Linked DNA regions of Homo sapiens: regions 2, 3, 4, 5, 6 and 7 are each linked to region 1. The links are chromatin contacts, found by Hi-C or POLR2A ChIA-PET in ENCODE. All regions are on one chromosome and are shown on one strand. The core of a region is the stretch at or near the end of the contact, and the rest is flanking DNA. Distances in the headings are between cores, read along the strand shown.

Region 1 (2,736 bases), core at 237-2,736:
GCCCATGATGGTTACCTGGGGACTGGAGGAGCAATGGGCTGCCCTGACATGGGGTCATGGAGGAGGATAACACAGAGAGGAAATTCAGCAGAGGTCTGATTAGAAGGGCCTTGAATGTTGAAGAGGTTGGACTTTATACTGAGGGCACTGGGGAGCTATGGAAGGATCCTTAGCAGGGGAGTAACATGGATTTGGAAAGATCACTTTGGCTGCTGTGTGGGGATAGATAAGACGGTGGGAGCCTAGAAAGGAGGCTGGGTTGGAAACTCTGGGACAGAAACCCAGAGAGGAAAAGACTGGGCCTGGGGTCTCCAGTGAGTATCAGGGAGTGGGGAATCAGCAGGAGTCTGGTCCCCACCCATCCCTCCTTTCCCCTCTCTCTCCTTTCCTGCAGGCTGGCCCCGGCTCCATTTCCAGGTGTGGTCCCAGGACAGCTTTGGCCGCTGCCAGCTTGCAGGCTATGGATTTTGCCATGTGCCCAGTAGCCCGGGCACCCACCAGCTGGCCTGCCCCACGTGGCGGCCCCTGGGCAGTTGGCGAGAACAGTTGGCACGGGCTTTCGTGGGTGGTGGGCCGCAGCTGCTGCATGGGGACACCATCTACAGTGGGGCCGACCGCTATCGCCTGCACACAGCTGCTGGTGGCACCGTGCACCTGGAGATCGGCCTGCTGCTCCGCAACTTCGACCGCTACGGCGTGGAGTGCTGAGGGACTCTGCCTCCAACGTCACCACCATCCACACCCCGGACACCCAGTGATGGGGGAGGATGGCACAGTGGTCAAGAGCACAGACTCTAGAGACTGTCAGAGCTGACCCCAGCTAAGGCATGGCACCGCTTCTGTCCTTTCTAGGACCTCGGGGTCCCTCTGGGCCCAGTTTCCCTATCTGTAAATTGGGGACAGTAAATGTATGGGGTCGCAGGGTGTTGAGTGACAGGAGGCTGCTTAGCCACATGGGAGGTGCTCAGTAAAGGAGAGCAATTCTTACAGGTGTCTGCCTCCTGACCCTTCCATCCTTCAGGTGTCCTGTTGCCCCCTCCTCCCACTGACACCCTCCGGAGGCCCCCATGTTGACAGACCCTCTTCTCCTACCTTGTTTCCCAGCCTGACTCTCCTTCCGTTCTGGGTCCCCCTCCTCTGGTCGGCTCCCCTGTGTCTCATCCCCCGGATTAAGCCTTCTCCGCCTGGTCCTCTTTCTCTGGTGACCCACACCGCCCGCAAAGCCACAGCGCATCTGGATCACCCGCTTTGGTGGCGCTTGGCCGCCAGGAGGCAGCACCCTGTTTGCGGGGCGGAGCCGGGGTGCCCGCCCCCTTTCCCCCAGGGCTGAAGGGACCCCCCTCGGAGCCCGCCCACGCGAGATGAGGACGGTGGCCCAGCCCCCCCATGCCCTCCCCCTGGGGGCCGCCCCCGCTCCCGCCCCGTGCGCTTCCTGGGTGGGGCCGGGGGCGGCTTCAAAACCCCCTGCCGACCCAGCCGGTCCCCGCCGCCGCCGCCCTTCGCGCCCTGGGCCATCTCCCTCCCACCTCCCTCCGCGGAGCAGCCAGACAGCGAGGGCCCCGGCCGGGGGCAGGGGGGACGCCCCGTCCGGGGCACCCCCCCGGCTCTGAGCCGCCCGCGGGGCCGGCCTCGGCCCGGAGCGGAGGAAGGAGTCGCCGAGGAGCAGCCTGAGGCCCCAGAGTCTGAGACGAGCCGCCGCCGCCCCCGCCACTGCGGGGAGGAGGGGGAGGAGGAGCGGGAGGAGGGACGAGCTGGTCGGGAGAAGAGGAAAAAAACTTTTGAGACTTTTCCGTTGCCGCTGGGAGCCGGAGGCGCGGGGACCTCTTGGCGCGACGCTGCCCCGCGAGGAGGCAGGACTTGGGGACCCCAGACCGCCTCCCTTTGCCGCCGGGGACGCTTGCTCCCTCCCTGCCCCCTACACGGCGTCCCTCAGGCGCCCCCATTCCGGACCAGCCCTCGGGAGTCGCCGACCCGGCCTCCCGCAAAGACTTTTCCCCAGACCTCGGGCGCACCCCCTGCACGCCGCCTTCATCCCCGGCCTGTCTCCTGAGCCCCCGCGCATCCTAGACCCTTTCTCCTCCAGGAGACGGATCTCTCTCCGACCTGCCACAGATCCCCTATTCAAGACCACCCACCTTCTGGTACCAGATCGCGCCCATCTAGGTTATTTCCGTGGGATACTGAGACACCCCCGGTCCAAGCCTCCCCTCCACCACTGCGCCCTTCTCCCTGAGGACCTCAGCTTTCCCTCGAGGCCCTCCTACCTTTTGCCGGGAGACCCCCAGCCCCTGCAGGGGCGGGGCCTCCCCACCACACCAGCCCTGTTCGCGCTCTCGGCAGTGCCGGGGGGCGCCGCCTCCCCCATGCCGCCCTCCGGGCTGCGGCTGCTGCCGCTGCTGCTACCGCTGCTGTGGCTACTGGTGCTGACGCCTGGCCGGCCGGCCGCGGGACTATCCACCTGCAAGACTATCGACATGGAGCTGGTGAAGCGGAAGCGCATCGAGGCCATCCGCGGCCAGATCCTGTCCAAGCTGCGGCTCGCCAGCCCCCCGAGCCAGGGGGAGGTGCCGCCCGGCCCGCTGCCCGAGGCCGTGCTCGCCCTGTACAACAGCACCCGCGACCGGGTGGCCGGGGAGAGTGCAGAACCGGAGCCCGAGCCTGAGGCCGACTACTACGCCAAGGAGGTCACCCGCGTGCTAATGGTGGAAACCCACAACGGTGAGCTCGGAGGGGCAG
Region 2 (2,736 bases), core at 135-2,634, 920 kb before region 1:
GCCCCCAAATATGCCCTCCAACTCCAAGTGGGGATAGGTGGGATAAGGTCAAAGAAAGCAGGACAAGCCCAACAGGCCAACCTCACCCACTTCCTGAACAGTCATTACTGCCCGCCCCCTTTCGAGCTGCCCTGAGAAAAGAAAAGGGGAAAAAACTTTACTCTGAAGTGACTAAGAGAACCTGAGAGGCCAAAACAGAGGCCTCTAGGAGGGTTGGGGGACCCAGAACCATAAGCCAAACACAATGAGAGGCAACCCCGACTCAGTCTTCCAGCTACTGGGGGACCCTTGACCTCATGCTCTCTCACTAGGGGCCTGCTCCTCCTGTGGACCCTGGAGTCCCAGGCCTGCCCTTTCTTGGGCCAATCCTGGGGTCCTCACAGGCAGAGCCTGGAGGGCGTCCCGGGGCTGGCACCCAAATGCCCAGAAGTTGGGCAGCCATCACCACCTAATACCCGCTGACCCACTAGACTACCATGTTGGGGACTGAGATCTGGCTCCAGTTTTTTCCAAGCACAAACCTTTGCATACCCCACCCAGGGCCTACAACTATGCCGCCTGGACCCCTAGACCTTGCTGCCTGGCCCAGCCTCTCTTCGCCCCAGAGCTGCTTTCTTTCCCCTAGGGCCTACTCTCTTCCTGTCCACCCTGTCTGAATAACTCCCACCCAAGCCCCGGGGGCCCTCACCTTCCTCAGATCTGAGTAGTAACTCCCGGAGCCCAGGCCAGCCCAGGCCCTGGCTCTTTGGGGTCTCATACCCTCTGTTCCCATTAGCCCTCCTGGCACCAGCTTCTCTGACACTCTCTCTCTCATCCTGTCACTACCTCTATCTCTACCTCTCGGTTAAAATGCCCTAGGCCCCCTCCTGTCACCCCCTCCTTGTCACCCCCATTTATCTCTGTCACCTATTCCTCCCAGTCACTGTCCTGTCAGCCATCTCCGGACCTGTCACCTTCTCTCCCCATCACCTCTCCTTGTCACACTCTCCAACTCTGTCCCCTCCCTCTCCCTGTCACCCTGATCTAGTCCTGTCACCCCTCCATTCCTGTTACCCTTCTTTGCCCACCACCCCCTCCCCCAGTTACCCTTTTTCTGTCAAACCCCCACCACTTCCTCCACTCCCTCCTCCCTTCCCACCATTCCGCCCACCCCTTTCCCCCTGTACCCCCTCCCCGTCCCTGCCACCTGTCCCCTCTCGGCCCCCAGCCCCCCGGACCCCCCTTTCCTGTGTCAGCCCTGGCCCCGCCCCTCACCTTGGGCTCGGCGGGGTTTCGGGGCGGGGGGCCGTGGCCCCGGCTCGGTCCGGTCCGGTCCCTCCCCGCCCCCCCTCCGGCTCTCCCTCTCGATTCTCCCTTTTTTTTTTACTCCAACACACAAAATGGTGAATGGACCTGCAACAGCTGGAGCAGCCAGCCAATCAGCGATCACAACCCCACTGACCGGCGCCAGCCTAGACCAATAGATATCCGCAGACTGGTCGGCTCCGCCTCTCGACGACGAGCGACGCTCGCGGCGACCAATTGGGCCCATCGGGCAGCGCTAGGGGGCGGGGCCAAAGTCCAAGACCGGCCTCCCTCCGGGACCGACACCAACCTGAGCCTACGACTGCCTGATCTGCCTAGGGCCCTACCCTACAACAAGTGAAGGACACCAGTCGTGTCCAATTGCAGGCCGTCTTAGTTCCAAATGACAAATACAGTACCCAGTCGCCATGCAGCCTAGGCCGGAACCCAGCCTCTGTGAGGGACAGTAGCCAATGAAATGAAAGGAGGAGGGGCTAAGGGACGGGTTGTCCAATGAACGGAGGTAGAAGGCGTGGCCCGAACGTTTGTTGACCGGCTAGTCGCAGTTCCTGCTGGGAACCGTAGTCTTCTCACGTCTTCGGCCCATAGCCGACAGTACAAGGCAGACTACAACTCCCATGTGACAGAGTGCTTGGAGCACCAAAGAAACCCGGCGAGGAGAAAAAGTCGAAAAGGGCAGTTCGTCGTGAGTCTCACTGGACGCCAGGAGTATCTTAGACCCAGGGCCCCGACTCACCCGTATTCCTGGCTCTGGCGTCGCCGGTGGCTCCTCTCAGTGGCAGCGGTAGCGGCACGAGGGGGAGGTGCAAGGAGCAGCCAACCGCCACCCGCGAGCCCCGCAGCCAATCAGCAGCGGCCGGGGCGGTGCAATGACCTCACCGGTTCTACTCTCTTACCCCTCCCCCACGTGGTTGTTGCTGCCGGTAGACGGAGTAGGGAAGTTTGGATTGGGGGAGGGGAGGAGAACCAGTGATGTCACCTTTCCCCTTGTTGATTGGCTGCCGGGTGGCCGGGACTACGACCAATTGACGGTCTCGAAAAGTCTGGCGCGGCCCCGCGGAAAGCCCTGTTGCCACCGGGAGGGGAGAGAACGCGCGCTTGTGGGGTGTCGCGCGCTGCAGTATAGGCAACGCGCGCGGCCTGGGGCCCGGGGGACAGGTCACCTCCTCCAAGAGTTTGACATTTAGGACAGCGCAGTTTGACAGCCCACTAGGCATTGGGGCAGGGGGCCGAGATGACGAAATGCAGCGCTTCTTGGGGCTTCGCACTGCATTACGTGGAGAGCTACACTTTGTGGGTGTACGCCCCTGACAGAGGCAGATTTTTAAAGATCCCAGGGGTAGGAGGGTATCACACTGGAGTGGAGGAGGACAGGGAGATGCCCTGTTTGTAGTAGATGCCTGCTGCCCAGATACGGGTTTACAACCAGAT
Region 3 (2,736 bases), core at 170-2,669, 890 kb before region 1:
GTCTCACTCTTTTCGCCCAGACTGGAGTGCAGTGGCGCGATCTCGGCTCACTGCAACCTATGCCTCCCGGGTTCAAGCGATTCTCCTGCTTCAGCCTCCTGAGTAGCTGGTATTACAGGCGCCCGCCACCACACCCGGCTAATTTTTGTACTTTTAGTAGAGACGGGGGTTTCGCTATGTTGGCCAGGCTGGTCTCGAACTCCTGACCTCGGATGATCCGCCAGCCTCGGCCTCCCAAAGTGCTAGGATTACAGGCGTGAGCTACTGGCGCCCAGCCTGAGCCACAGCGCCAGGCCCAGAAATGACATTTCCGTCTTTTTAATGCTCCATTCAGCTTCCTGGTGCGAACCACATTGCTAGGAAAAGCTAGACTGTATCCGAAGACTAGTTAGTGTTCTGAGAAACCGCCGGGAACTTTGTTTCCCGAATCTTTGCAGAGTTGCGGTTAGAGAGGGGACATTTTTTCTTTCCTGATCTATGGTCACCTGGAACTTAAAGGTGCTTGGATCCATTTTCCAGCAGTCCTTGATCGACCTCGGCTCTTTCTTAAAGAAGGACCTGGGGGCGAGGAAGGAGGCGCTGAAACACTTTTAAGTCTCTCCAGGGAACTGCCGCAGTCTCTAACCTTTCGTTCACACGCCCCTGATGGTGGCCATTGGACTTCGCTTCCCGGCAAGCCTCCGCAGACTGGCCTCACAGAGGGTCAGGTCTGGACTATTCCCCAGCATGCTTGGAGCTCATGGGCGATCCCGCCCCCTCAGTCAATGGGGAGGATACGTCGAACTCCATTTCCCAGAACACACCAGGGCTCGCTGTGGCAACTGCACTGAGGCCTTGGTGCTGACTACACTTCCCGGCAGGGACTGCGGCCCAGCGTACCTGGAAAGAGGAGCGCGTAAACCTACTCCATTTCCTCGCCCATCTCCGGAACTGCAGTATCCACCTGGGGCTTAAAAACCACCTGAGACTCCATTTCCCGGCGTGCTTTAAAAATCGCTTTACACCTGCAATGCGGTGAGGGCGTGGCGACGACTCCATTTCCCGGCTTGCCTCACGGCCCGAGACCCGCAGGTTCACGCGGGCCGACTCAATTTCCCAGAGCGCACCGAGCTCTGGGAGGCATACACAGCTAATAGACTGAGTGAGTGGACTCCGTTTCCCAGCGTGCATCAGGCTCTCTGCTTCCTAAAGTGCTTCAGGGCTCCCCGTCGTACAGTCGGCTGACAGATTACCCTGGACTCCATTTCCCGACGTACAGCGTGACCCGTCATTCCCGCCCATCATTCCCGCGGTCTACTCTGAGGCTTTTGTGGACTTCATTTCCCGGCGTGCCACGCGGCTCTCTGTGCGGGCCGAGGGCGGTGACGGCGGCGCGGACGACAGCCGGACTGCATCTCCCGGCGTGCCCCGCGGCGGGCGCTGGGCCGGAGCCGGAGCCCAAGCCAGAGCGGCGCGGCCTGGAAGAGGCCAGGGCCCGGGGGAGGCGGCGGCAGCGGCGGCGGCTGGGGCAGCCCGGGCAGCCCGAGCCCCGCAGCCTGGGCCTGTGCTCGGCGCCATGAGCGGCGGCGGGCCTTCGGGAGGCGGCCCTGGGGGCTCGGGCAGGGCGCGGACTAGCTCGTTCGCGGAGCCCGGCGGCGGAGGCGGAGGAGGCGGCGGCGGCCCCGGAGGCTCGGCCTCCGGCCCAGGCGGCACCGGCGGCGGAAAGGCATCTGTCGGGGCCATGGGTGGGGGCGTCGGGGCCTCGAGCTCCGGGGGTGGACCCGGCGGCAGCGGCGGAGGAGGCAGCGGAGGCCCCGGCGCAGGCACTAGCTTCCCGCCGCCCGGGGTGAAGCTGGGCCGTGAGTACTAGTGGCGCCCGTGTAGGGTGGTGATTAGGGTTCCCAAAGCTCCTCAGACATCCATCAGATTCTTTCATGTGCTTAGATAGGAGCTCGAGGTCACTGTGCCTCCCCATACCGGGGATCCGAGCCCTCTTCCTCCCAGGAAAAGGAGTCTTGGGGTTACCATCTCTTGGAGATCAGAATTACTCGTGGATCAGAATTACTAACACTTAAAGAAACGGGTTACAAGTCTCTGTTCTTCCATTATTGAGGTCTTGGGTCCTTGAGCCTTAAGAACAGGTATCTGATGTTGCTATTCATTATAATATTGGATCAGAGGTCACAGTCGCTTGCAAATGGGGATCTAGGGTTATTGTCTCCTAAGAGAACAAGAATAAGACCAACCCCGAAAAAGAGGGATCTGCATTCCCTGTCCTTCAGAAGATGGGGATTTGGAGCGAATATCACTTAGAAGCAGGGCTTTGAGGTTACTGTGTTTTGTCCCCAAAGAATAGGGCCAGGCTTTCCAAACCTGGTACTCAGATCATCTTCCCTATTAAAACCAAGACCTGGCATCATTACCCACCCTAAATCTTGTTGAGCTGTACTGCCAATGGTGAGAATTAATAGTTACTGCCTTTTAGATATAAAGACATTGGGAGTCAGCATATCCTTCAAACCAAGTCCATAGTCCATGTTTTAAAATACATGGCTTGGTGTGTCTCCTTTAACAAAAATGGAATGGAGCAGGGTAGGTCACAGTTTCCTACAGAATATGGATCTAAGGTTATACTTTTTTAATAATTGTTCTAAGGTATGGTGTCATTGGCTCTGAAAAAAAAAAGTGATGTAGGGTTATCTCCCTCTGAAAGAACTTGTCACTGGCCCCTCAAAATGGATTTGGTGGCCGGGCGCG
Region 4 (2,736 bases), core at 137-2,636, 760 kb before region 1:
ATGGCTCACTGCAGCCTCGACCTCTTTGGGCTCAAGTAATCCTCCCACCTCAGCCTCCTGAGTAGTTGGGACTACAAGTGCATGCCACCACACCCAGCTAATTTTTTTATATATACATATTTTTTGTAGAGACAGGTTTTTGCCATGTTGCCCAGGCTGGTCTTGAACTCCTGAGCTCAAGCGATCTGCCCACCTTGGCTTCTCAAAGTGCGGGATTATAGGCATGAGCCACGGTGCTCAGCCCAGATGTAGCCTTTCAATACCTGGCTCTTGAAGTAACAGTAACTAGTCTGTTGGGTGCCACCTTTCTTCCAGGCACCATGCCAGTGATGGCCTCTTTGCTCCCATGAATCCTCCCCACAGCTGAGGCTCCAAGGGGTAAAGTGACCTGCCCCAGATTATTCTGTAAGCATGAGTGTTAGAGCCGGCCTGGAAGTCCAGGGCTCTAACCACATGATCCGCGGCTGCTGCTTTTAGCTGTCCTTCACGGAACATGGTTTCTAGCCCCTCCCACCCCGGCCACCAGAGACTCCAGCAGCAGGTGTTCCATTTGCCTTGTAGCATAGACAGCCCTTTACTGAGCAACGCCAAGGGCTTGGGGCTCTTCACTGGGGCTGAGCTCTTTTGCATCTCAGTGGCCCTGCTCTTGTTCTCTCTTTTCCCGGGAAGTCTGCTCCCTTCCTTTACCTGGACAGTTCCTCTTCATCTGAGCCCCAGCCCAGGAGTCCACACCTCTAGGAAGTCATGATGACTTCCCTCCCCCCAGCCGTGCCTGAATCTGCTCGAGGAAATATCAGTTGAAGGAACAAAGACTAGAGGATAGAAGGCAGAACAGGGCAGCCTAGCGCAGACCCAGCCAGGCCACCATCTCTGTGAGCAGCAGACATTCTTGCCTATGCACTCCTAGAGCCACCTCCCCCAGCTCCCCAGGGACCCAGCAGCAGCAAGCTGAGCCTCCACCACCTGCCGTATAGCCCAGGCCCTGATTGTCAAGGGCTCCTTAAACCCCTCCTCCTTTCCTCTCACTCCTCCTTCCCCAGCTTCCCTCAGCTCTGATCTTTCCCTTTCTGTCTTCAACAAGTGCAAAGCTGGGCCAAGTTTGTTTTCTGGGAATTCTCTCTCACAAACTGAGTTGCCCTTTGACGTCATTTCTACAACAGCACCTCCTATGGGCACTGTGCTGGGCCCAGGCTGCAGAGGGACCAGCTCTTCCTGACTTACCTACCCACTGCTCCAGCCTTCCCCGGCTCCTAGGCTCGGATGTCTCTCCCGGGCCGCATCTCATGACCTCCACCCCCCAGTCCACTTCTCATGCCTGCTAAGCTCTGATCCTGCAGTCATTCCACAAACATTTCCTGGCCTCCTGTGTGTCAGGCCATGGCAGGAAGCTGAAGACTTAGGAGTGAGTCACAGCCATCCTTGCCCCTGAGGGGCTCCCCGTCCTGCAGTGGAGCAAGCACATCAGTGAGCCACTAAGAAATGTTTCACTTGAAAGATACTAAGAAGCCCAGGAAAGAGAGTAAAAAACACTCATAAATGCTATCCCTTTGAAATTATATAAAGTACCAAGGAAAAGCCCCCCTTCCAGCCCTCTGATGTCAGCTTCCAAAGTAAATGCTGGTTAAACAGTTTGGCAGGATCCTTCCCTGCAATCTCCTAGCTTGTACAGACGAAGGGGCAATTATAATACAGTTCTATAATTTGTCTGTCCATTGCTCAGTGTGCTGCCTTCTGCCGAGGGGGCTGTGTGGATATTTACCGAATCAATGAGGGATGTTTTGCGGCAGATTTTCAATCAAGGATAGGAGAGATATCTCTCCAGGGAAGTATTTCAGAATGTCTGGGGTAGGGGCAGGCATTGATTGAAAACTTACGTTAACAGTTAAAACATCATTTTATATTGGAGAGTAGGGGGGAAAATTTCCTATTTTCCTAATAGGACCATGGCAAATAAAGCTTGACAAAATCTTTTAGGCTGCTACGACCTAGCGAGTGAAAGTTTCCCAAAGAAACCAACTGAGTGTGATGGGAATGTGGGAAGAGAAATGTGATGTGTGTCTGAGGGAATCAGGACCCACATCTGTCCAGGCTTTCAGGAGGAGGTGGGATCTGAACTCAGGGGAATGGGAAGGAGTTTGCTGGGAAGGGGCTTCCAGGCTGTGGGAATGGCAAGTGCAAAGTGAGAAAACAGGGCAGGCTGTAGCCGCACAAATAGGGATGGATGAGCTGGGAGGGAGGAGCCAAAGCCCAAGTCCAGGTGGCTGAAGAAGACTCAGGAATATTTGGCTCAGATCACTGAAAAGGCCTGGTCTGGAATATCAGGCCCAGCTCCAGGGGTCTGTCTCCCTGTTTCATTGTAGGGCAGGTAAAATGGGTGTCAGCATTTCCAGACTTGTAGCTATCCTGCCCAGGGAGATAAAATACGTCCCCTGGGCCGGGCAGGGTGGCTCAGGCCTGTAATTCCAGCACTCTGGGAGGCCGAGGTGGGCGGATCGCTTGAGGTCAGGAGTTCAAGACCAGTCTGGCCAACATGGTAAAACCCCGTCTCTACTAAAAGTACAAAAATTAGCCGGCCGTGGTGGCATGCGCCTGTAATCCTAGCTACTCGGGTGGCTGAGGCAAGAGAATTGCTTGAACCCAGGAGGTGGAGGCTGCAGTGAGCCAAGATCGTGCCACTGCACTCCAGCCTGGGCAACAGAGTGAGACTCTGTCTCAATAAAATAAACAAACAAAAAC
Region 5 (2,736 bases), core at 83-2,582, 750 kb after region 1:
TCAGCCCCCACTTCACATGCCACTCCTTGCACCCCCAAGGGCTTGGCACCCGCCTGGGCATGGCGCCTGGCACAGGCACGTTGGGGCTGGGCCGGGAAAGAGTGAAAGAAAGAGGGAGGAAGGGGAGGAGAGAGGGAGTGGCAGCGGGCGGGGGCTCAGGCGGGAGATGAGCTCACGCCGGCCGGGCTGGGCTGGCTGGGGGCCAGGCTGGGCGAGTTCTCCGCTCCAGGGGCCCCCACTCCCCACTCCATAGGGTCTGCGGGGTAGGGGGCAGGAAGGCCCGATCCCAGAGAGTCTGCCCACTTTTGCATCCTGGAACAACAGGTGGTGCGCCCTCCCCCACCTCACCTGAACCCCCAAGGCTCCCCATCTCTAGGAGTGCCTGGTGCATACACCTCCTGTCCCCTCCGCCCCCAGGGGGCGCCCCTTCCGTAAGCCCTCTTATCTGGATTTCTGTCGCACGTGGGACCCCTGCAACTCAGGTCCTGCGGAGACACCCCCACCCCACCCCCGCCGCCACACACACACACACACACACACACACACACACACACAACCCCCGTCTCTGTCCCCTCTCCCTCTTAGTTCTTCGGATTAACTTTCTTCTCTCTAGTACCCCACCTCACAGGCATTCCCATACAGAACCTTCCCACCCAAACACACAGAAACTGAGACGTCCCCCATGCGGTCCTGAGACTCTTGCTTGGTCCCCGGGGACTCCTTACTCAGCGTCTCAGAATTCGAGCCCCCCTCCCAAAAGTTCTCAGGCCCCTCAATTCTGAGATCCCCATTTTGACGCAAAGCATGAAAGCTGGCGCCAATTCCCTCACGTGGGACATCACAGGCCTCTAAGAACCCTCATTGCTTGCAAAATCGGAACCCTCAGGACCCAACCCCAAAAGCCAGGAATTTGGGGCCCCCTTCCTCAAATAGCCCCTGATATTCCCTTGCACTATTGCATATGGAATCTGGGCTCCCTCTCCCTGGAGGACTGTCTCCTCCATCCCCAGGGATCCTCCTCCCCCCCGGAGCCGCTCTCTCGGGACCACCACCCCGCACTCACAGGCGCGGAAGCCGGGTCCCCCCGGGGCCGCCCCGCCGGGAGCGCCGCTGTCCACGCTGGTGGCGTTGCGGGGCGCGCAGGTCGGGGTACAGCGGGAGCCGGTCGGCCCATGGACGCAGCGCAGGCCGCACACGACCGGGGTGAAGCGCACGCGGAGACGCTCTCCGAGCCGGCCCAGTCCAGGCTGCGGCCCTAGCTGCGCCAGCAGCACCAATAGCGACACCCAGAGCAGCCGCACGCCGCCCGCCATGGCTGCAGCGCCGCGCTCCGCCGCGCCGCCGCCCCAGCCCGCCCGAGGGGCCCGGCCGCACCCGCCCGCCCGCCCGCGGGGGAGGTCGCCCGCGCCCCCGCTCAGGCCCCCCCTCCTCACCACTCCCTCCCCGGCGGCCGCGCGGGGGCGCGTGGGGCTGGGCGCTTAGCCAGAGGCTCGCAGGCTGGGCGCTAGACTCGCAGGGGTGAGCGGGGCGCCCCCTCTGTCCCCATCCGCGCACCAACAAGTGGACCGGGCCTGTAGGGGAGCGGCGGGGAAGGGAACAGGTGGGGGCGGGCGGGTTTCCCCCCAGACAGAGCTGAATCCATAAAGAGGAAATCCATTAAGAGTAGTGGGGGCCACATTTGGGGAGACAGCTAAGAGTTGATCCTCTTCTGCCCGGGGCACAGAGAAAGGGGCTTCATCTTGATAGGGGGCTATCATGGTACATCTGGACAGCCAGGTGGGACATCTGAGGGATGGGAGAAGGGTCGCTACACCTGGGCACATAAAGGAATTGGGCGTCTAGATCCTGGGCAGGAGGCTGGAGGTGGGGGGGATACATGTGAAGATGTAGCCACATCTGGCCAGAACGCCACACCTGGCGGGAGAAGTCACAATGGATAAAGGGAGGCTGTGGGCGGGGGTACTAACATCTGGCCCGAGGCTCACATCTGGAAGACTTTAGGGGGAGGGGTCACATCTGGGCTGAAGGCTACAGCAAGAGGAGGGTTTTGAGGGTGTTTGAGATGAGGGGTGTTCTAGACTAGGGGTCAAGAGCTGGAGCGGGAGGAGGGCAGGGGGAAGATTCGGGAAACAGGAGGAGGCCTTTGGCCCCCAGCCGCCCCACAATCTTGAGCATTTGGTGCCCAGGCAGGCGCCAACCCGCACAATCGCTTTTGTTGTCTGGGCTGGTTCGGCGGAGCTTTCTAACGGGCCAGCGCCCTCCCTCTTCGGCCGCGGGGAGCCCGGACGCCTGGCTTCCCGGCCCCACCCCCGCGGGTCAGTGCCTCTGGCCTGTGTCTGGTCCTGTCCCGGGCTCACCTCGCACGGCCGGACGCTGGGGTCCCTAGAGGGGGCCTCGTCCTGGGGGTGGGTGCTGAGCTACAACGGGGGGCGGGTAGGCGGCGGCTGGACCGTGGGAACCAGACGGCTTTATCTGGCCCGGAACCCCCCTCGCCCCAGGCGGAGGAAAGGCGGATGTGCTTACCCGGGGCCTTGCCAGCGGGGGCACGCTGTGGGGGCCTCCTTCTCAGTAGTCCCCGGCCCCCTGGCCCCCGGGGCCGCCGCCGCTTCAGTAGAGCTCTGGCCTCCTGGAGCCTGGGTGGGAGAGGACGGAAAAGCTGCTGTCACCGGGTTAAACTGACCTCCCCACCAAAGGGCCTCCATGCCAGGAAAATGTCTTTCAGTAGCGGCTCTGCCC
Region 6 (2,736 bases), core at 135-2,634, 720 kb before region 1:
ATACCCTCATTTTATATCAACCTATGCCTCTCTTGCAAACAGAGCCCCCCCTCAAATCCATCTCAGGAATATCCAGATCCTCCTCCACATTATTAACCTAATCTTTTTTAATTTGCTAGAAGACCCAACCCACCCTAACCCATTCTAGGGATGCTCAGACCCTCCTCTTCGTAGCAACATAACTCCTCTTCTTTGTGTAAAGATCCACACACCCATCTTTCACAATGGCTTAAGCTCCTTTTACACACACCCCTCGTGCTGCCCAAACCCCCTTTAGGGATACCCGGACCTCCTATTCTCATACAGAACCTCCATCACCACCTTAATCCAGCACAGACCCCTCTTCCTCACACTCAAGCCCCTCTCACCAGCCTCCTATTCTGGGGGTACTCAGACCCCCCAGCGTCTTAGCAACCTCTCAGTCTCATTCCAGGAATTCCCAGGCACCCCTCACTTTAGCACACAGATCTCTCCCACCCTACTTCCTCCCCTTCCAATAACCAAATCCCATCTTCACCTTGGCCTAATTACCTGTACTTAAAAAAGACTACCTTCCCCAGCTCATTCTAGGGACACCCAGACACCCTTTTAAAATACACTTAATCCTTCTTTGTACAAAGACTCCTTTCCACGCATTCCAAGGGTACCCAACCTCCTGACACATTGGTTTAAGGCCTCTTCACATTAATTTAACCCCATCCATTACAACTGGACCCCTCCTTAGCTCTAAACCGTTCCCTTGGGGATATCGATTTCCTAATGTCTTCACACCAAAACCCCTCTCACCGCCCCAATTCTTTCCAGGAAGAACTAGATATTTTTCCCCTGCATTAACTTAATTATCTTTCTCACGCCCTAAGCCCCTAACTGGGCACCCACGTGCCGTCTAACCGGCCCAGCCCCTTCGTCCTGGACTTGCCACACCACCAAGTCCTTTACCCCAAACCCTGGGGAGCCGCGGAGCCCTCTTGGGACAGCTCTGAGGCCTCCCCTTCCCGCCCAGGTGCCCCACCAAAGCCTCAGCCCGAGCCCCGCCCCTCCTCACTCAGCCCCGCACGCGACTCCAGGCCCCTTCCCCACCCGCCGCTCCAGCCCGGCCCCCGCCCGGCTGCCCGCGCGCCGGGTCGGCCGTTGGTGCCGCTCCGCCCTAACTGCCCGGCGCGCACCCCCTCAGGCCCTCAGTGCGCAGGCGACCTGGCAAGAGGAGGCCGCGGCGGCAGGGAGCGCAGCCCGGCCGGCCTCTGCGCGCCCGCTCGCGCTCACCTGCTTCCGCCGTCTCGCACGCCCCGGGCCCGGGCCACGGCTCCCCTTGCACGGCCACCCTAACGCTGCGCCCGCTCTAGCTCTCGCCGTCGCCTCTCGCCTGCTCCGTAGCCTCGCTCTCGCCCCCAGCTACCCTCAGCAACGCCCCTCCCACCTTCCTCCTCGGCCGCCGCACGGACGGCCGGACGCAACCAATCATTGCCCGCTCGGGCCCTGCCGTTCGGCCAATCGACGTTCATGTCTCTGAGGCTTGGGCCAATAGTGAGGAGCGTCGAGATTCCCCGCAGCGCCCAACCAATCCTTTAGCGTCGTTCCCTCACCGGTCAGCCCTCGGGTGGATAGTGCCCGCCCCTTTAATCCTCCTTAGAGGATGCTCCTCCTCCTCCTCGACTCCGCCTCCGACGGCTCCAGAGGGGAACTCTGAGCGGAGGGCGGCGCGATGACGTTAGGCGGCGGAGCGCGGCCGCGGGCGCCATTTTGGGGACGCCGTGAGGGAGTCAGCGTTGGGGACAGGGAGAGGGAGGAAAAGAGCCTGGGAAATTGAGGCACGCGGCACCTTGAGGGCTGGAGCGGGGGAATGGAGGCACGGGAACCTTTGTGGTTTCCCCGAGGGTCAGAGGGAGAAAGTGAAACCACTTAGCGCGATGGGGAGAGGGCAAACTGCATGCAGCACCAGTCACATGGAGAGAGAAAAGGGAAACCAAGGTTCCAGACTCACTTTATTAAAAGGAGGGGAATGAAGGCAACAGGAAGAAACAGAGAAAAGACCGAGGGGACTTTTGGGAGGTGGAGAGAGGAGAAATGTCATAGGGGAAGCAAGGAGAGCGAGGATATGGAGAAAAAGAAGCAGGGACAATTTCATTGGAAGAAATAGGGAGTGTGGTGGGTAGAGGACCTGAAGGACAATCGGGGTGAGAGCCTGAAGGAAGTGAGCCGGTAACGGGCGGACTCCACTCCACCTCCTTCCGGGGTGACTCTGACCCTTACACCTCGAGATTGGGGCCCCATGTGTCCAAGGGGCTCTGGCCATTCCTACTCACCTCGTTCCTGCGCCCCTCAGGGCCTTGGGAGGGAGTTGCCCCAGTACTGTTAGAAACGTTTCCAGGCTGGGCGTGGTGGCTCACGCCTGCAATCCCAACATTTTGGGACGCTGAGGCGGGTTCACTTGAAGTCAGGCATTCGAGACCCACCTGGCCAACCTGGTGAAACTACCATCTTTACTAAAAATACAAAACATTAGCTGGGCGTGGTGGCTCGTGCCTGTAACCCCAGCAACTCGGGAGGCTGAGGCTCGAGATTTGATTGCACCCAGGAGGCCGAGGTTGCAGTGAGCCGAGATCACGCCACTGCACTCCCGCCTGGGCGACAGAGCGAGACTCCATCTGAAAGAAGAAAAGAAACATTTCCAGACCTACTCCTTGAACCCAAACACAGAGGAATTTCAACTTATCGGATGAGGAAACTGACTCTCAG
Region 7 (2,736 bases), core at 174-2,673, 660 kb after region 1:
CTCCCCACCAAAGGGGACTCCTGGGTGGATCCCTCATGACAGCCTCCATGGGGGATTCAGTCCCCAGAGCAGGCCGTACCCTGCTGTAGTGCCTCTTATCCCTTCCCCGTCTGCCCTGGGTCAGAGGAGCCCCCTTGGGCTTCCCAGTCTTGCCTGGCTCTCCTCCTTGGCCCAGGAGCTCAGGATCCCTGGGGCTGGGGAACTCCCAACTTCGTGCCCTAGATCCTGCACCTCCCCACTCGAAAGTGGGTATCCGAAAACTAAGCCAGGGAAGCGGTTAACTTATCTTTGCCAACATTTGAGGGAGCCTTGGGCCGCTGCATGTCGTTATGCAGATCAGACTCATCAGGGGGAGCCCTCACCTCTGCCTCAAGCCTCCCGTGGAAGGCGAGATGGTCCTGGAGGCAGTCCTCACCTCTGCCTCCCTCGCTCCTCCAACAGCTGCCTTCTCCCGGGTTCCAGCCTCTCAGTGTGTTGGAGAGGTAGGGGTGCGGGGTGGGGGGGAGCTGAATCTTCAATCGGAATAAAAGCAGCCCTCCCCTTCCCCCAGCTCTTTTCTCTGCGCTAGGGTTGGGGGGAGAGGGGGAGGAGCTCGCCAGCGGCCTCCAGGTGCAGATGGCCAGCCCCCCTGCACCCCCTTGTCTGAAAGCCTCAGCCCTGCCTGTGCCATCTGTTGCCGGGAACCTCCTTCTCGCCTTCCCCACCCCCCCCCACGTGCTGACCACCTGCTCTAAGGGCTGTGGCAGCTGAGGCCTCCCACACACACAGTGCCTCTTGGCTGCGGGCTCCCTCCCCTCACTCCTGGCAACCTCGCCTTTACTAATGGGCTCTAATGTCCCTGCCAGCTGCTTTGCCAAACCCACAGGATTGGCGTAGGGGGCGGCGGGGGCGCCGTAGCGGCCAGAACCGCGCCCTGGTCCCACCCCGGCGCCCCCGTTCCCAAAGCCGAACCGATCGCGCATCAGGACGCCTTGGTCTGTTCACACCCCCTCCCCTTCCTTGCAAAAAGTGCCTCGTCACCGCTCCTGCCCGCCCCCGCCGGGCTGGGGAACCATGGGGTTAGCGGGAAGATTTGGGGGTGTGGGGCGGCAAGGCGCCTCTAGAAGCAACTCTTTCGGACGCGGAGCTGGAGGGGATCTGAGGTCAGGTGTCACGGAGGGAAAGGGAGCCCAGGCCAGGACGGACCGGGGGAAAGGACTCGGCGATGTTCATAGGCATGCTCAGCTCGGGACTGGCCAATGGGCGTGGCGGGGCGGTGGCCGCGCCGGGGAAGGCGGGATGGTGTCTGCGTGTGGGCGGGGTCTTCAGGCCAAGGGGCGGGGCGGGGCGGGACCTTTCTGCATATACGGCAGGCGGCGGGCCAATGGGCGGGGTCGGGGCGGGGAGCCGAGGCCGAGGGACGCTCCCCCGCCCCCGGAACGGAATCCTCCCGGGAGCCGAGGAGGCTCGCGCGCGTGCATCCCGCACCATCCCCCGGCCCCGGGCCCTGGCCGGCGTCAGACCGAGCTGCCGCCGCCACCACCGCAGCAGCAGCAGTCGGGGAGCCAGGCCCAGCCAGGGCCGCGGGAGGCGGGGGCGCCCGGGCCCTGGATGTCCCGCAGCGCGGCGGCCAGCGTGAGAAGGGCGGGAGAGGGGGGCTCGGGTCGGGGGCGGCGCCGCTGCTGATGTGGCGGAGGGTGGGAGGCGGCCGCGGCGCCCGGATGGAGAGAGGGTGCCAAGGCTGGAGAGGGTGGTCCCGGGTGGGGGTCCAGGAACAGGCCCAACAAGCCAAAGCCCAGGAGACCGGGGTCTTGGGCACAGACCCCTGGGCCATCTCTTGCCAAGGCCCTGGAAATAGGGATCCTGGACACAGACCCCCCACAAAACCAAGGACAGGGGTACAGAGATTCTAGGTACAACTCCTAGAACTAGATGGGGATGGAGATGGGGTCGGGGACACAGCCCCCGTATCAAACCAAGGCCTCCAGGACGCGATTCCAGACACAATCCCTACCTCTCCCTGCCTAAGGGGGTCTCAGCACAACAACTGCCTAGGTACGGTCTCGAGGATGGGGTCACTGGGTACAGCGTTCCCACCACGCCAAGGCCTAGGGGGACTCCAAGCACAGCCTGCCCCCAGGTCTCAGAGGCACCCTGGGCACAGCATCCCCCCAATCCTTGGGCGGAGTCCCAGGCACAGCCACTTCTCAAAACAAGGTCCCTGTGCCTGGGACTCCACCCCACCCCAGCCTGAATAAAATAAGGACAATTTCAGGCAACCCCCAATCCCTCCACCCCCTGGCTTGGTCATGGGTCCCAGGGCACAGGATCCCTAGGCCACCCCCTTTGTCCCCAGGGCTGCCCAGCTGTCCAAGAGTGGCCCCACCCGCAGACAATGCACCGCTTCCCCCTCCTGGACCTGGCCCTCAGGCTCCAGGATACAGGCTGGGCTGGGGGCGGCTCCCCAGGGACCGGGTGCAGCCCTGTCTGTCTGCAGTGTCTGCGGTGACGGTGACGGCGGCTTTGTGTGTGGTACCTGGGGGGAAGGGGGGAAGCAAGCGATGGGGAGGTGGCTAGGAGTGTGCCCTGTGTTTGTGTGACTGTGGCTGTGTATGTGTGTGTGTGTGTGCACGCGTACGCTGCAGCTGGTGACTGAGGAATCCTGTGTCGTGTGTGTGTGCTTGTGGTGGTGTCTATGATTGTGTCTGTGACCCTAGTATCTGTGTGACTGTGTATGTGTGTGTGACAGCTGCTCAC

What was found. Hi-C counts contacts between places; a loop is a spot of excess contacts on that map. ChIA-PET counts read pairs that join two places held with the same protein, here RNA polymerase II (POLR2A). Pooled maps may share reads with other maps.
Region 2: a loop to region 1 is called in a pooled map, with 6 times the contacts of the local background. The contact joins the promoter of CIC here to the promoter of TGFB1 in region 1. A Hi-C loop is called at or near these places in 1 of 168 maps with a recorded cell type or tissue (CD8-positive, alpha-beta T cell) and 7 of 50 pooled maps. POLR2A ChIA-PET finds 5 or more read pairs at or near these places in 1 of 52 experiments (HEK293).
Region 3: a loop to region 1 is called in a pooled map, with 7 times the contacts of the local background. The contact joins the promoter of GSK3A here to the promoter of TGFB1 in region 1. A Hi-C loop is called at or near these places in 1 of 37 single-sample maps with no recorded cell type and 7 of 50 pooled maps. POLR2A ChIA-PET finds 5 or more read pairs at or near these places in 2 of 52 experiments (HEK293 and activated naive CD4-positive, alpha-beta T cell).
Region 4: a pooled map shows a loop between it and region 1 (4-fold over the local background). The contact joins the enhancer-like site here to the promoter of TGFB1 in region 1. A Hi-C loop is called at or near these places in 1 of 37 single-sample maps with no recorded cell type and 3 of 50 pooled maps. POLR2A ChIA-PET finds 5 or more read pairs at or near these places in 2 of 52 experiments (GM12878 and PC-3).
Region 5: a map of CD8-positive, alpha-beta T cell shows a loop between it and region 1 (2.0-fold over the local background). The contact joins the promoter of LTBP4 here to the promoter of TGFB1 in region 1. A Hi-C loop is called at or near these places in 2 of 168 maps with a recorded cell type or tissue (CD8-positive, alpha-beta T cell and naive thymus-derived CD4-positive, alpha-beta T cell), 7 of 37 single-sample maps with no recorded cell type and 12 of 50 pooled maps. POLR2A ChIA-PET finds 5 or more read pairs at or near these places in 5 of 52 experiments (B cell, CD4-positive, alpha-beta memory T cell, HEK293 and 2 more).
Region 6: a pooled map shows a loop between it and region 1 (6-fold over the local background). The contact joins the promoter of ZNF574 here to the promoter of TGFB1 in region 1. A Hi-C loop is called at or near these places in 1 of 168 maps with a recorded cell type or tissue (CD4-positive, alpha-beta T cell), 1 of 37 single-sample maps with no recorded cell type and 10 of 50 pooled maps. POLR2A ChIA-PET finds 5 or more read pairs at or near these places in 1 of 52 experiments (AG04449).
Region 7: a loop to region 1 is called in a pooled map, with 10 times the contacts of the local background. The contact joins the promoter of NUMBL here to the promoter of TGFB1 in region 1. A Hi-C loop is called at or near these places in 1 of 37 single-sample maps with no recorded cell type and 7 of 50 pooled maps. POLR2A ChIA-PET finds 5 or more read pairs at or near these places in 1 of 52 experiments (BJ).

What each region holds. Positions count from the first base shown.
Region 1 is chr19:41,352,672-41,355,407 of GRCh38, reverse strand. TGFB1 (transforming growth factor beta 1) reads left to right here and starts at 1,486. Exons shown (of 7, transcript NM_000660.7): 1 at 1,486-2,718. The coding sequence starts at 2,364. B9D2 (B9 domain containing 2) reads left to right here. Exons shown (of 4, transcript NM_030578.4): 4 at 395-991. The coding sequence ends at 708. RefSeq lists enhancers at 609-1,110, 1,034-1,183 and silencers at 1,184-1,713, 1,864-1,933, 2,234-2,313, 2,474-2,736.
Region 2 is chr19:42,267,900-42,270,635 of GRCh38, reverse strand. It overlaps CIC (capicua transcriptional repressor), which reads right to left and starts at 1,384. Exons shown (of 21, transcript NM_001386298.1): 1 at 1,255-1,384. RefSeq lists an enhancer at 1,885-2,394.
Region 3 is chr19:42,241,285-42,244,020 of GRCh38, reverse strand. GSK3A (glycogen synthase kinase 3 alpha) reads left to right here and starts at 1,419. Exons shown (of 11, transcript NM_019884.3): 1 at 1,419-1,838. The coding sequence starts at 1,556. RefSeq lists enhancers at 1-133, 748-797, 134-928, 858-1,067 and silencers at 1,358-1,567, 1,598-1,877.
Region 4 is chr19:42,112,366-42,115,101 of GRCh38, reverse strand. All of the region lies in intron 5 of POU2F2 (POU class 2 homeobox 2), which reads left to right. Among named protein-coding and RNA genes, the nearest start is that of POU2F2, 19 kb to the left of the region's middle. RefSeq lists an enhancer at 632-791. Within about 2 kb of position 1,386, at least 8 of the 41 ENCODE cell types and tissues checked have a DNase peak (open chromatin) inside an H3K27ac peak, as active enhancers do; they include PC-3, where a contact is called at or near this core.
Region 5 is chr19:40,599,965-40,602,700 of GRCh38, reverse strand. It overlaps LTBP4 (latent transforming growth factor beta binding protein 4), which reads right to left and starts at 1,332. Exons shown (of 30, transcript NM_001042545.2): 1 at 1,064-1,332. The coding sequence starts at 1,313. RefSeq lists an enhancer at 1-67 and a silencer at 1,249-1,398.
Region 6 is chr19:42,074,814-42,077,549 of GRCh38, reverse strand. ZNF574 (zinc finger protein 574) reads right to left here and starts at 1,384. Exons shown (of 2, transcript NM_022752.6): 1 at 1,264-1,384. RefSeq lists silencers at 965-1,044, 1,055-1,314 and enhancers at 1,685-1,804, 2,025-2,074, 2,155-2,224.
Region 7 is chr19:40,689,338-40,692,073 of GRCh38, reverse strand. It overlaps NUMBL (NUMB like endocytic adaptor protein), which reads left to right and starts at 1,423. Exons shown (of 10, transcript NM_004756.5): 1 at 1,423-1,614. The coding sequence starts at 1,591. COQ8B (coenzyme Q8B) reads left to right here. Exons shown (of 15, transcript NM_024876.4): 15 at 1-544. The coding sequence ends at 39. RefSeq lists silencers at 731-970, 1,291-1,630 and enhancers at 317-1,254, 2,470-2,519, 2,193-2,736.